4 separate regions of the Homo sapiens genome follow, and regions 1, 3 and 4 are each linked to region 2. A link is a contact called in ENCODE Hi-C or POLR2A ChIA-PET data. All regions are on one chromosome and are shown on one strand. Each heading gives the region's core, a stretch centred on a gene start or an enhancer-like site at or near the end of the contact. The rest is flanking DNA. Distances are from core to core; before and after follow the strand shown. Region 1 overlaps LINC-PINT (long intergenic non-protein coding RNA, p53 induced transcript). Region 2 has its middle 96 kb from the start of MKLN1-AS. Region 3 overlaps LINC-PINT (long intergenic non-protein coding RNA, p53 induced transcript). Region 4 overlaps LINC-PINT (long intergenic non-protein coding RNA, p53 induced transcript).

Region 1 (2,810 bases), core at 170-2,669, 250 kb after region 2:
TGAGCACCCTAAGTCCTTGAGCACCCATTCATTTTTGTCTTTGACCTTCTAAGTGTCAGATTGGTTTCCAGTTTGAAACCAAACAAACTTCTTTGAAATTCTTGAAGACGTAGTTCCAGGGGAGCATAGCATAGCTTCCAGGTGGCTACTGAAATGGCTGACAGTTACTAAAGATGGTGAGGATAGAGTTAAAAGCAGCAGCACTCCCATTTTCTGATGATGGCAGGTGATAACCTTGGAATAAGAAGCTCCAAACTATCATGCCTGCTTAGGCACTAACTTCCTGTAATTGTAATAAAATTGTTGGCATTGCTGAGACCTACTGACACCTTCAGCAAACGTTAGTAAGGGGCATATTACGTGTCCAGTCCTCTGCTTGGTGATGGGATTTGACATTGAATGGGTTATCTTTCTCCTCACTCCACTCCCATCTCTCTGGATCTTCACCAATTCCTGCCCAGATAGATGCTGTATGTCCTGCTATCCGCCTCGTCCCCAGCCTTGCTGTCTCTCCTGCCAGCTCCCCTTCAGCCCCTCAGCATCCCTTTATTCAGGGTGGGAAAAGATGCCAGAGATGGGGCTGAGAGTTGCATCTGGTAGTTAGACTTTTCTCTCATGGAGTTTATGTTGCATCTTCCTCGGCCCTGACTTCTGCTTCATAATTTACATAGTTTATTTTAAATATGATGATGTATGTTTTACCATGTCTTCCTTCGGGGATTTTGGGATATTACCTTTGACAGTTATGTTTCTGTTTTGGAGGTCTTGCAGCTGGCATTATTAGCTTGAGGGAGAGGTGGGGCACTGGGGGTGCACTGAATATCTCCATGGCTTTCAGACCTTTTTATTAGAACCCCCAGGAGGAAATACCTGTTACCTTAGGGCCCAGCACACATATTTGTACATGTGGGTATGTGGTTTCCTGAAGCTTACTTTATGCAAGCTGGGATAGAGTTTTTTAATTCTATCACTTTTTCTTTTCCCTTTTTCTCTCTTTTTATTGTTCATCATAACCAGCAAAGTGGATTTCTTAACCTGCTAGTCAGTCGGTTGTCCTTTGACAAGCTTGCAGTATTTCAGTGCTATGGTAGGGACGCATGGTTTCTTGCCCTTCTCCCTGTATTCTTCAGTAACTTCTACAGCATTTTTTTACCCCTAAAAATGCCTCAAACCTGCCTTAACTTTATTCTTTATGGGCCGAGCTCTCTCCTTCCTTTTGTAATAAGCTTCTGTTTCTATTTTCTCACCTACTGTTCCCTTCTCAACTTTCTGTCTGAACTTGAACATTCTTCTCCTCCTGATCAATACCTAAGAATGCTTTTGTTTACCGTTTCGAATAAGATCAATCCTTCTGTGCTGTTAGATACCTGGTTATCTCTTGGTTGGTGCCATGGGTTGTAGAGAGACATCTGCTGGCCCAAGTGTAGTGTTGCATTGTTTTTCTGTGCTGAATCACCTTGTCATTTTTTAGTACCTTAAACTTTCATAGTGTGCAAGTGAGCTTGTATATTGGAATGTGTTGAAGTCATCTACCTAATCTCTTCAAGCATTTTTAGCATTTAGCTCAACATCTAATTAATTGAAATGTAGTCATACATTATAACCCAGTTTAAGGAGCTGCAATCTAGTAGGGGAAAAGGATTTCATGGTAAAACCTGAGTCCTCACCTTCATGTATTTTTTAATGAGACTGAAAAATGACAGTTAAATAAAGGTTCAGATCCATTTAAAACTTTTGGAAATGATAATTCACTCTTCCAAGATAAATGAGAACTGAATTTTTTTATTTGTATAAATTTGAAAGGTACAAGTGCAGTTTTGTTACATGGATATATTGTGTAGTAGTGAAGCCTGAGCTTTTAGTGTAACCATCACCTGAATAGTGTACATTGTACCCATTAAATAATTTCTCATGCCTTACCCGCCTCCCACTGTCTCACCCTTCCAAGTCTCCAGTGATTGTTATTCCACACTGTTATGTCCACGTGCACACATATTTAGCTCCACTTATCATTGAGAACATGTAGTATTTGACTACTCACTTCTGAATTTTTTCACTTAAAATAATGACCTCTAGTTCCATCTATGTTGCAGTAGAAGACATTATTTCATTTTTTATGTCTGAGTAGTAGTCCATTGTATATATCACCACATTTTCTTCATCCAGTCATCAGTTGATGGACACTTAGGTGGATTCCATAACTTTGCTCTAGTGAATAGTGCTGTGATAAACATACGAGTGCAGGTATCTTTTTATATAATGATTTGATTTTGGGGTGATATATACCCAGTAGTGGGATGGCTGTATCAAATGGTAGCAGAACTTAATTTTTAACTGGTGTAGGTTTGCAGCTTGGTTTCTTATGTGAGAGGTATGGTTGGTGCTAGCTATAAAGCTAGTGCTGGAAAAAGACAAAATCTGAAATCTATTGCTTCTTTACTTTGAAACTCTAGTTAGATTATCACAGTGATTCTGTACCATCCTTGTCTTAGCAAAATTCTCACTGATTTCAGATGCAAGTTTATAAAGGAATTGCAATTATGTACATACATCTAAGATTTCTCCATAAATATGACAAATTTTAAAGATTATAATTGCAAAATTGTTCTTTTAAACAAAACTAAACCAACATTGACCTATCTTTGAGGGCTGTTTCTAAAGCTAACAGGCAATAAACAAGATATTGTATCCCAATTTCCTGCTTTGAAAAGATCTCATTGGAGTAGTTGGTAGTTGTAGAAGTTTCTAAATGTTTTGTTATTGAAGCCAAGTTGAAGTTGCTCATTTGATTCTTTGACTATGTCCTGATT
Region 2 (3,009 bases), core at 450-2,949:
TTTTGGAGACAGGGTCTCCTTCTGTCACCCAGGCTGGAGTGCAGTGGCATCGTAGATCACTACAATCTCAATCTCCTGAGCTCAAGGGATCTCCCACCTCAGCCTCCCGAATAGCTAGGACCACAGGCACATACTATCTTGCCCGGCTAATAATTTCATTTTTGGGTTTTGCTTTGTTTTTTTGTTTGTTTGTTTTTTGCCAAGACAGAATCTCGCTATGTTGCTCAGGCTGGTCTCGAACTCGTGGGCTCAAACAATCCTTCCTCCTCGGCCTCCCAAAGTGCTGAGATTACAGGCAAGAGCCACCATGCCCGGTCTAAACTTCGTTTTGAATTAAACACTTACGCCACTTTCTTTGTACTTATTATTTATGCACTCATTTCACTCATTCCCTCCTTCCACAATTATTTGCTGAGTCCCCGCTTTAAGCACATAAAGTGAGCATCATACTCAGTGGTTGCCTTTCCTCATGATCAGTGCTTTTCTCTTCCTAATTATTAATTATTTTTATTTATTTATTTATTTTTTGGAGATGGGGTCTCCCTCTGTCACCCAGGCTGGAGTGCAGTGGCATCGTAGCTCACTTCAATCTCAACCTCCCAAGCTCCTTTCACTGTGTGCACACCAAGCTCACTCTCTAGTTATCTTTGCTGGTAAACTCGTGTATGTACTAAAAATGTATTCAATTGAGGAGTACAGTTTTTCATTTTAACAAAAAGCACACAAACTTCCCTAGTTCACTGCCAAAAACTCAATATTCTTTTAACTATTTGCGAGATTGGCAAATCAGTTAATCATTGGATGTCATTATAATTCTAGGAAGGTGATGGAAAGCCAATCAATATCACTATAATTATAAAGTAATAGATTCAAAAGACTTCTCTGAGACCTGGTTGCCAAGCTTATTCCAATGTTATATTAACAGTTTATATATATAAAACCCCCTCACCTAAACCAATCCTATAAATTTTTCATGTGTGTAGTTACAAGAATCTAATCAAAAGGAAAACTACTCTTTTATTTCTTTGTGGCAAAGGAGCTAACATTTCTACATGAACTGAAATGAAAAAACTTAATAACATCACTGGGATCTATAATTTTTTGTTCTGACATCTTTAATCACTTCGCTATTAGAGTATCTTTATTATAATTTCTCAATTTGTGCTAATAATGAGACCTTTTACATGTTCTTCAATAAGTCAATTTCAGAACGTGTTTTTAATATTTTTTAAATGCTGGAGAAAAATTTTTATATGGAGGTAGGAAGCAAAGTTAAAATCAATCACTGATCCAAATAAATAAAATATGATGTATATAACATTAAAAAATTATAGGAATGAATTTTTTGTTTGTGTTTTTCTGTGTCCTTCATGTTCGCTGAACTAAATATTATAATTTCAGTAATTTTTAACACTCTAAAGGAGAAAATATTGTAATAATATTTGGCTAGGTAAAATAAGAATCACACGTTTTATTTTTATTTTGCGACATTTGTGGTTCTTCAGCATGACATTGGCATTCTTCCTCTTCTGATGCAACTTCCTTCTCTGTTTCATTTTGTTTTGGTTGAAGTTGTTTCAACCTCCCCCTTCTCTGAGCAGTCTTTCAGCTTGTCTGAGGTTTTGAGCTGTCACTTTGTTTTCTGAATATCTACTTTTGTTTTTGGTGGCAACACCTACATATAAACATCTAGCCACCCATCCAAATGGACACACACCTACACACACTCAGACTCATAGACACACAGACGCAGATCTGCACGCACGAGCATGCACACATGCCCAGCCTCAACGCATCCATCCTCCTGCAGAGAGTTCAAACCACTCCAGCTGTTTCCTGGCCCTGGCCACAAGAGCAACAGTAGAGTTCTAATGTCAGTTCTCTGATTGGAACCAGCACTAATAAATGCTGCTGCTTCCAAGGAAGCCCTTACGTCACCTGGACCAAGGGGAAGACAGCTGTACAGGTTCAAGACGATGGAGCCAAGTGCTTCAGGCTGCATGTAGTGATACACAGGGGGAAGAAACGAGAATTGGGGTTGTACCTGAAGTGCTTTGTCCCAACTATCTTTTGACAGCCATGTACTGATAGGTTAAGACTCAGTTCCTAAGTATCAACTCTCTGAATCTTTTCCTGACATGCTAACTGTCCCTCCTCTGTACCGCTACAATCCTGTAGTTAAATGTTTATCTTCTCCTCTCCTGCCCTGCCAGGCCCATCAGATTTAAAACCTTTTTTTTTTTTTTTTTTTTTTTGAGACAGAGTCTTGCTCTGTCACCCAGGCTGGAGTGCAGTGGTACGATCTCCGCTCACTGCAACCTCGGCCTCCCAGGTTCAAACGATTCTCGTGCCTCGGCCTCCCAAGTAGCTGGGACTACAGGCGTCACCACCACGCCCAGCTAACTTCTGTATTTTTAGTAGAGACGGGGTTTCACCATGTTGGCCAGGTTGGTCTCGAACTCCTGACCTCAAGTGATCCATCTGCCTCGGCCTCCCAAAGTGCTGGGATTACAGGTGTGAGCCACTGTGCCCGGCCAAAAGAGACATATAAACAGAAGCCATGATGTCCCGGTCAGTCGCAAGATGAGATGGAGGCTCCCCATGCCATTACTCTCCCAGACTCAGTCAGGGCTTATATACTGTAGGGAAGGAAGGCACAGGGCAATTGAAATTGACCCTGCAGGGAAAGGCAAGAATGCCATGTGAACCTGACTAATGGTAGGATTTATGATTAAGGTTGTTTTGACCTAAGGGCAAGATGTATGGTAAATACATGCTCTTACATAAAGAACAACAGATAAACTGGAAATCTTAGAAGCCTTCCCAGAACTGGGGTTAATCAGAAGTCAACATGACGGATCAACATCCAAGGTGCTTTGGCCCCTACAAGGGACTACATATGAAAGTAACTCAGCAGCAAACAGAGCAGCTGCCTCCTCATCATCCCCACCACTGGGATTTCTTCTGGTGACCAATAAATAAGTTTGTAAATCAAATATAAAATACTAA
Region 3 (2,916 bases), core at 187-2,686, 200 kb after region 2:
ATTTCCTTAAAGTTCATTTAGGAAATTGCATTAGAAAAAAAGCAAGCTTTTTTTTTTTTTTTTCCCTGGAATGCTGTTCATTTCTTCCTAGTAGGATACTGTGAATTTTCTAGCAGACCACTTGGTTCTATTCCAGACCAGGTACGGAACAGTTTTTCTTTGACAATTTTGAGATTACAGTGGAATGCAATCAAGTTTTTCAAGGACCTACCTGGTGAAGAGCTTTCTAAACTAAGCTGAGAGGAACTTGGGTTTTCATCCTGAGGGCAGTGTGGAAGCCAGGGAGGGAATTCATTTAAGTGGAGGAAAATCTCGACCATCCTTGTAGGGAGTGGATTAGCTGCAGTGTGAGGTTGGAGCAGTGGGAATAGTAGTTGGCAGAAAAGTTTAGTTATCCTGGGGAGAAATGATGAGGGCTTTGAGTTTTTTTGTTTTTTGTTTTTTGTCTTTTTTTTGAGATGGAGTCTTGCTCTGTTGCCTAGGCTTGATTGAGTGCAGTGGCACAATCTCGGCTCACTGCAACCTCCGCCTCCTGGGTTCAAGCAATTCTCCTGCCTCAGCCTCCCAAATAGCTGGGATTACAGGCGCATCCCACCATGCCCAGCTAATTTTTGTATTTTTAGTAGAGACAGTATTTCACCATGTTAGCCAGGCTGGTCTCAAAGTCCTGACCTCAAGTGATCCACCTGCCTTGGCCTCTCAAAGTGCTGGGAATACAGGCAAGAGCCACACCGTGCCCAGCCTGAGAGCCTTGAGTTCTGATCTGTCTTTTCCTCTCCTACTCAAACTCCTCTACCCCGAGGCAGAAGCATAGCTGGGGGGATGGAGGTGGAAATTGGTTGTTGCTTTTCCTCCAGAAGAGTTGGTTCAAAATTTTTAAATTTAAAGTAAATGATGGTAAGATCATGATGCAAGGATGTTAGAGGAAGCAGCCAGACTTTGAGATCAGGGCTGAGAGAAAGTAGTCAAAGGCCTTCTGCTGAGTGTACTCTGCCTCCAGCCACTGAGCCCACTTGCCCCATCTCTGTCTTTCCCGGGCCTGCTCACGTCTCTAGCCTCAGGCACTGCTTCAGAACCACAGTACCATCTGGCCTGGGTGTTCTGGCTGTTCTCAGTATTTCTGCTCTCATTTGCTGGAATTATGCAACACTCGGTCCTTCCTCCGAGGGCCGCCAGATGAGCCTACTTCAGTGCATCTGCTGTGGTTAAAACAGAATCTTCTGAGATGCGTTTATGCTAAGTTGCATACATATTTGTGTATGGTGATCAGCCCTGTTTACTTGGCATACAGCAAAATAGATCTATGTTTTCTTGCCACTGTTCAGTGATGATGTCATGTCATTCTGGGCAGAGGTAGAGCCAGATTGTAAGAAAGGACAGGGAACCAGAGCTGGGGGCGGAGCTGGGGGCGGAGCTAGGGGTGATTTCTGCAGTGATTGGGGGGTTGCACCCCCTCTGACATTATTTTGCTTTGGTGTCTCCATGGTCTGCTTTCCCAGGTTCTTCTCTATTGTCTTTCATTATAATGTTTAATCACTACCATGTTAACATACTGCCATAAAATAACACTCCACAATTACCTGGTAACAGATAGTATGGGTATATTTGAAGACATGCATTTCTCTTCTGAATTTGCTGTGAGTAGGGACTTGGCCTTTTTAACTTTTATTTCCCTAAGAAACCTGTATTCAGAATAAATAATTATTCACCTCTTATGTTTTTTTTCGCATGTCATCCAGGTTGCAAAAATATCTGGCTTTAATAATTCCGGAGGACTTAGTTTTTGGGGAGCAAAGGTAGTGAGTCAAACCTGCAAGCTTAGAAAGGAGAATTCATTTGAGTTTCATCATTCGGTCTGGAGGTTTCCTAGGCAACCACTTATGTAGTAATTAAAAGATGAGGAACTAAAAAGGTATGTGCTCGGCAATTTTAATCCTCAAATGCAATCCTTGTCAGATTGAGATCACAGAAACAACAACTTAAAATAAGTAAATTAAAAAGGCCAACATTTAATTAAAGGACACACACTGTTATTAAGGGGGGTGTGTGTGTGCGTGTGTGTGTGTATGTGTGTGTGTTGCTTTATCTTTTTAATGCTCTGTCTTGGAAGGGAATGTTCATATATATATGTATATATTTTATACTCACCTATTTGGGAAAGCAGAAGTGAGGTTATCGCTTCAAGTGACTGCTTTAGCAGTGAGGTTGGTTATTATTGGTTCACGTGTTTGTATCTGAATGTGTTACCATCAGTAGAATCTCCAGCATGTGGAGAAGAGAGCTTATTAGTCATGTTTCTTTTTTCAGTGTTCATGGGGGAGTTTATCCAGATGTTTTACTTGTTTCAGTCTACCTTAGATTGTGCTGAAATGTCCTCTTCTGTGGCTCAGGAGAAAGCGTAGAAAGGCCATTCATGAATAGAAATGAGAGACCCTTTTAGCAAGTAGAAACAACCTCAGTTTGCTAAAGGTTTTCCTCTTAACTCTTCACACTCACCCTTTTTATATAGGTTTCTACTCAGGTGACCTGAAGGATATGAGAAACATTTTTCTTCCTCTGTGAAACACTACCACTCCCAGACTTTAACACAGACTTTTCATTAAATTCCATTTTAACATTTTAATGAAAAAGGTGGCTTTTTTTTTTTCATGTGCCAGTGAAAGAGGAAAGTTCTGCTAGTTATGTGAGACTCACTTTCTTTTTTTTTGAGATGGAGATTCGCTCTTATTGCCCAGGCTGGAGTGCAGTGGCGCCATCTCAGCTCGCTGCAACCTCTGCTTCCTGGGTTCAAGCGATTCTCCTTCCTAAGCCTCCCGAGTAGCTGGGATTATAGGCACGCGTCACCACGCCCGGCTAATTTTGTACTTTTAGTAGAGACAGGGTTTCTCCACGTTAGTCAGGCTGGTCTCGAACTCC
Region 4 (2,700 bases), core at 27-2,526, 220 kb after region 2:
ACTTTTACAGTAACTGTAATTTGAGTCAGATAGTTTTTCTCTGATTTATGCTACCAGAGTGACTCATGAGGGCACAGCATTTTAGAGGCTCTTTCTGAGACAGAAAATGTCTCTGACTTTTGTCAAGTAAGTAATTATTGATGTAGCGTGAGGATCTTATAATCTAGAAGAAAAAATTATTTATTTTCATATGCCTATTAATTTTCCATCTGTTGAACTGAAGCCAGGGAGAGATGAATGCACAAAGCTGCTTCACCCTTCTGCTTCCTCCCAGGCTGAGTCTCTACTTCGTGTGTCCCCTCTCGCTCCTGGAGTCCCCAGTCAGCTCTTAGAGGAATCCTTGGGAACCTTGTTCACATGATACTAAATGACAAAACCTTTTTTGACCTTTCCCCCTACAGACAGACCTTCCTCTAGTGTCTTTGTCCAAGGTTGAATGATTGCACTTATTACACTCGAGTGGAATTATTTACTTACATGTCTCTGTCCCTTTCTAGAGAGTGACTTCCTTAGAGCAGGGCCTGGGTGGTCTTGATTTTGTATTTTAGGTAGGACCAAGCACAGCGTCTGAAACACACAGTAAGCCTTTAGTAATTGTGAAAGTGAACTTCTCCACATAACAAAATAGTGCTTTGGAATTTCTTTTCATTATACTGCAGTGATTTTTGTCTTTTTGACTTCAAAGTCACTCGCTCTCAGAATTGAAAAAATTGAAAGAAATGATAGTATTCTTCATCATTCCTTTTATGAGTCTAGTGGACTCTCTAGTCTTCACAAACATAGGACTGATAACTTGTTTTATATTAATATTTTGTTGTATAAATACCTGTATATTTTGTGTTACTGTGTGACAAAACTGAGTCTAAAATATGTGGCTAGAAAATCTAAGAAACCAAGATGAGAATCTTCAATGATTTGTAGATTATGTCATCTTTATATCATCATGGTGTGAGGTGTTTTCTTGGATTGAGTTCCGCTGAGACAGAGATGTATGTTATCTGTTTGGAAGGTGAAAGAAACATTTTAAGGGAAGCGAGATAGGGAAACAATTGGAGCCTAACTTTGCTGGACACTCTGGGAGCCAGTGTAAGGACCAGGCCTCAGTGTTAGCCCACATGGGTCACTTACACATCAGCTTTGGCCAGTTGCTGACTGAGAGGCAGCAGCGGGGTGCGGCATCAATTTCCAGTGCTTTGCCTGCCATGTGGGCCCCATCCGTGCTCATGGTACCGCCCTCCAGCGGAGCGATGGCAGCCAGCTGCCCGTGGAGAGCCCAGCAGCAAGCCCAGAAATAAGGCCCAGGGACTAGGGGTGGGGGCAGGTGGTGTCAGGCAAATTTGTGTGCTTGCTTATTTGATGTTTCAGTCTCAGTCCTTTGAATCGTGAATTATCAAGATAGAGACTATTTGAAACATTTAAGAATTAGAGAAAAATAATAAGCACAGTATTTTCTTCTACTTGAACTGGGGCCGTTCTTCCTTCAAGAGGGAGAAGCTTACGAAAGATTATTCTGCCTGAGGAGACCTCGCCACCCCCTGCTTGAACTTTGGTCCCTGATCAATTCTGCCTTTGAATTCCTCCAATTATTATAAAGTTCTTCCTTATATTGAGTAGAAGTCTGCCTTATGGTGATACGTTGTATTTCTCAGACACGGACCCGGAAGTGGCGCCTTCCAATTCCTCCTCCTCTTCTTTTCTCTTTCGTCAGCAGATGGCGTCTTCCTTCTCTTTTTCTTTCTTTCCTCCCTCCTCTCTCCCCACCCTTGGCAAACATTTGTCACCAGGATGGATGCTGTTAGAAAAACGTCTCCCTGTGACATGTTGTCTTTTCAAAAGGACAAGAAGGAAAGGAGGAAACAGGTTTTCATTGCTTAAGGCACATTAAAACTGGCTGGTTCTCTCTAGCACATTTCTTAGACAAACACCCGTTTTCCTTTAGACTCAGAGCTGATATGTTATTGTAACAGTTAAGTTTGCCTTTACATTTTTATTCATGCTGCCTTGCAGGTAGATGGTTCCTTTTGACTTTTTTACGTAGATGGGCACCTTTTGTTAATTTTACCTTTTTAAAATACAAATGTAGGCCAGATGCAGTGGCTCACACCTGTAATCCCAGCACTTTGAGAGACCAAGGTGGGTGGATCACTTGAGGCCAGGAGTTCGAGACCAGCCTGACCAACATGGTGAAACCCCGTCTCTACTAAAAATACAGAAATTAGCTGGGCGTGGTGGTGCATGCTTGTAATCCCAGCTACTCGGAAGGCTGAGGCAGGACAATTGCATGAACCCAGGAGGGAGAGGTTACAGTGAGCCGAGATCATGCCACTGCACTCCAGCCTGGGTGACACAGCAAGACTTGTCTCAAAAAAAAAAAAAAAAAGTATTTTCTAGAGAAAAATCTTTTGATGTACAGATAAATAGATTAAAATGGATTTGTACTTAGTTTTGGGAGTAAAACTGGTAAGACAGTGATTTGGCCTAATCACTTTGAATGCAGACATCGCTGGACACATGAAGATTTAAAATTGGGCAGAGAAAAAACTGGGCAATTTTTTTTTCACCTAGATTCTTCCAGTATTATGGGCAGAGAATACATACAACTTAGTGAAAGATTGTTAGTGACTAGAAGGATTTAATTCACATATATTGTAAAACCAGACTGCATGTGGAACAAACTGTGTGTTTGAACTAATTAAGTAT

What was found. A loop is a pair of places that touch in the nucleus more often than their neighbours do. ChIA-PET counts read pairs that join two places held with the same protein, here RNA polymerase II (POLR2A). Pooled maps may share reads with other maps.
Region 1: a loop to region 2 is called in a pooled map, with 2.1 times the contacts of the local background. The contact joins two enhancer-like sites. A Hi-C loop is called at or near these places in 5 of 50 pooled maps. POLR2A ChIA-PET finds 5 or more read pairs at or near these places in 4 of 52 experiments (CD4-positive, alpha-beta T cell and WTC11).
Region 3: a pooled map shows a loop between it and region 2 (2.3-fold over the local background). The contact joins two enhancer-like sites. A Hi-C loop is called at or near these places in 7 of 50 pooled maps. POLR2A ChIA-PET finds 5 or more read pairs at or near these places in 2 of 52 experiments (AG04450 and activated T-cell).
Region 4: a pooled map shows a loop between it and region 2 (4-fold over the local background). The contact joins two enhancer-like sites. A Hi-C loop is called at or near these places in 7 of 50 pooled maps. POLR2A ChIA-PET finds 5 or more read pairs at or near these places in 4 of 52 experiments (AG04450, CD4-positive, alpha-beta T cell, WTC11 and 1 more).

Annotation. Positions count from the first base shown.
Region 1 is chr7:130,980,945-130,983,754 of GRCh38, reverse strand. The region is part of intron 4 of LINC-PINT (long intergenic non-protein coding RNA, p53 induced transcript); the gene reads left to right. Among named protein-coding and RNA genes, the nearest start is that of LINC00513, 69 kb to the right of the region's middle. Within about 2 kb of position 1,419, at least 6 of the 41 ENCODE cell types and tissues checked have a DNase peak (open chromatin) inside an H3K27ac peak, as active enhancers do; they include CD4-positive, alpha-beta T cell, where a contact is called at or near this core.
Region 2 is chr7:131,230,366-131,233,374 of GRCh38, reverse strand. It overlaps a transcript of MKLN1 not described here. Among named protein-coding and RNA genes, the nearest start is that of MKLN1-AS, 96 kb to the left of the region's middle. RefSeq lists enhancers at 1,479-1,528, 1,939-1,988. Within about 2 kb of position 1,699, at least 17 of the 41 ENCODE cell types and tissues checked have a DNase peak (open chromatin) inside an H3K27ac peak, as active enhancers do; they include CD4-positive, alpha-beta T cell, where a contact is called at or near this core.
Region 3 is chr7:131,025,836-131,028,751 of GRCh38, reverse strand. All of the region lies in intron 3 of LINC-PINT (long intergenic non-protein coding RNA, p53 induced transcript), which reads left to right. Among named protein-coding and RNA genes, the nearest start is that of LINC-PINT, 83 kb to the left of the region's middle. RefSeq lists an enhancer at 1,173-1,312. Within about 2 kb of position 1,436, at least 21 of the 41 ENCODE cell types and tissues checked have a DNase peak (open chromatin) inside an H3K27ac peak, as active enhancers do.
Region 4 is chr7:131,006,652-131,009,351 of GRCh38, reverse strand. All of the region lies in intron 3 of LINC-PINT (long intergenic non-protein coding RNA, p53 induced transcript), which reads left to right. Among named protein-coding and RNA genes, the nearest start is that of LINC00513, 95 kb to the right of the region's middle. RefSeq lists an enhancer at 1,629-1,728. Within about 2 kb of position 1,276, at least 34 of the 41 ENCODE cell types and tissues checked have a DNase peak (open chromatin) inside an H3K27ac peak, as active enhancers do; they include CD4-positive, alpha-beta T cell, where a contact is called at or near this core.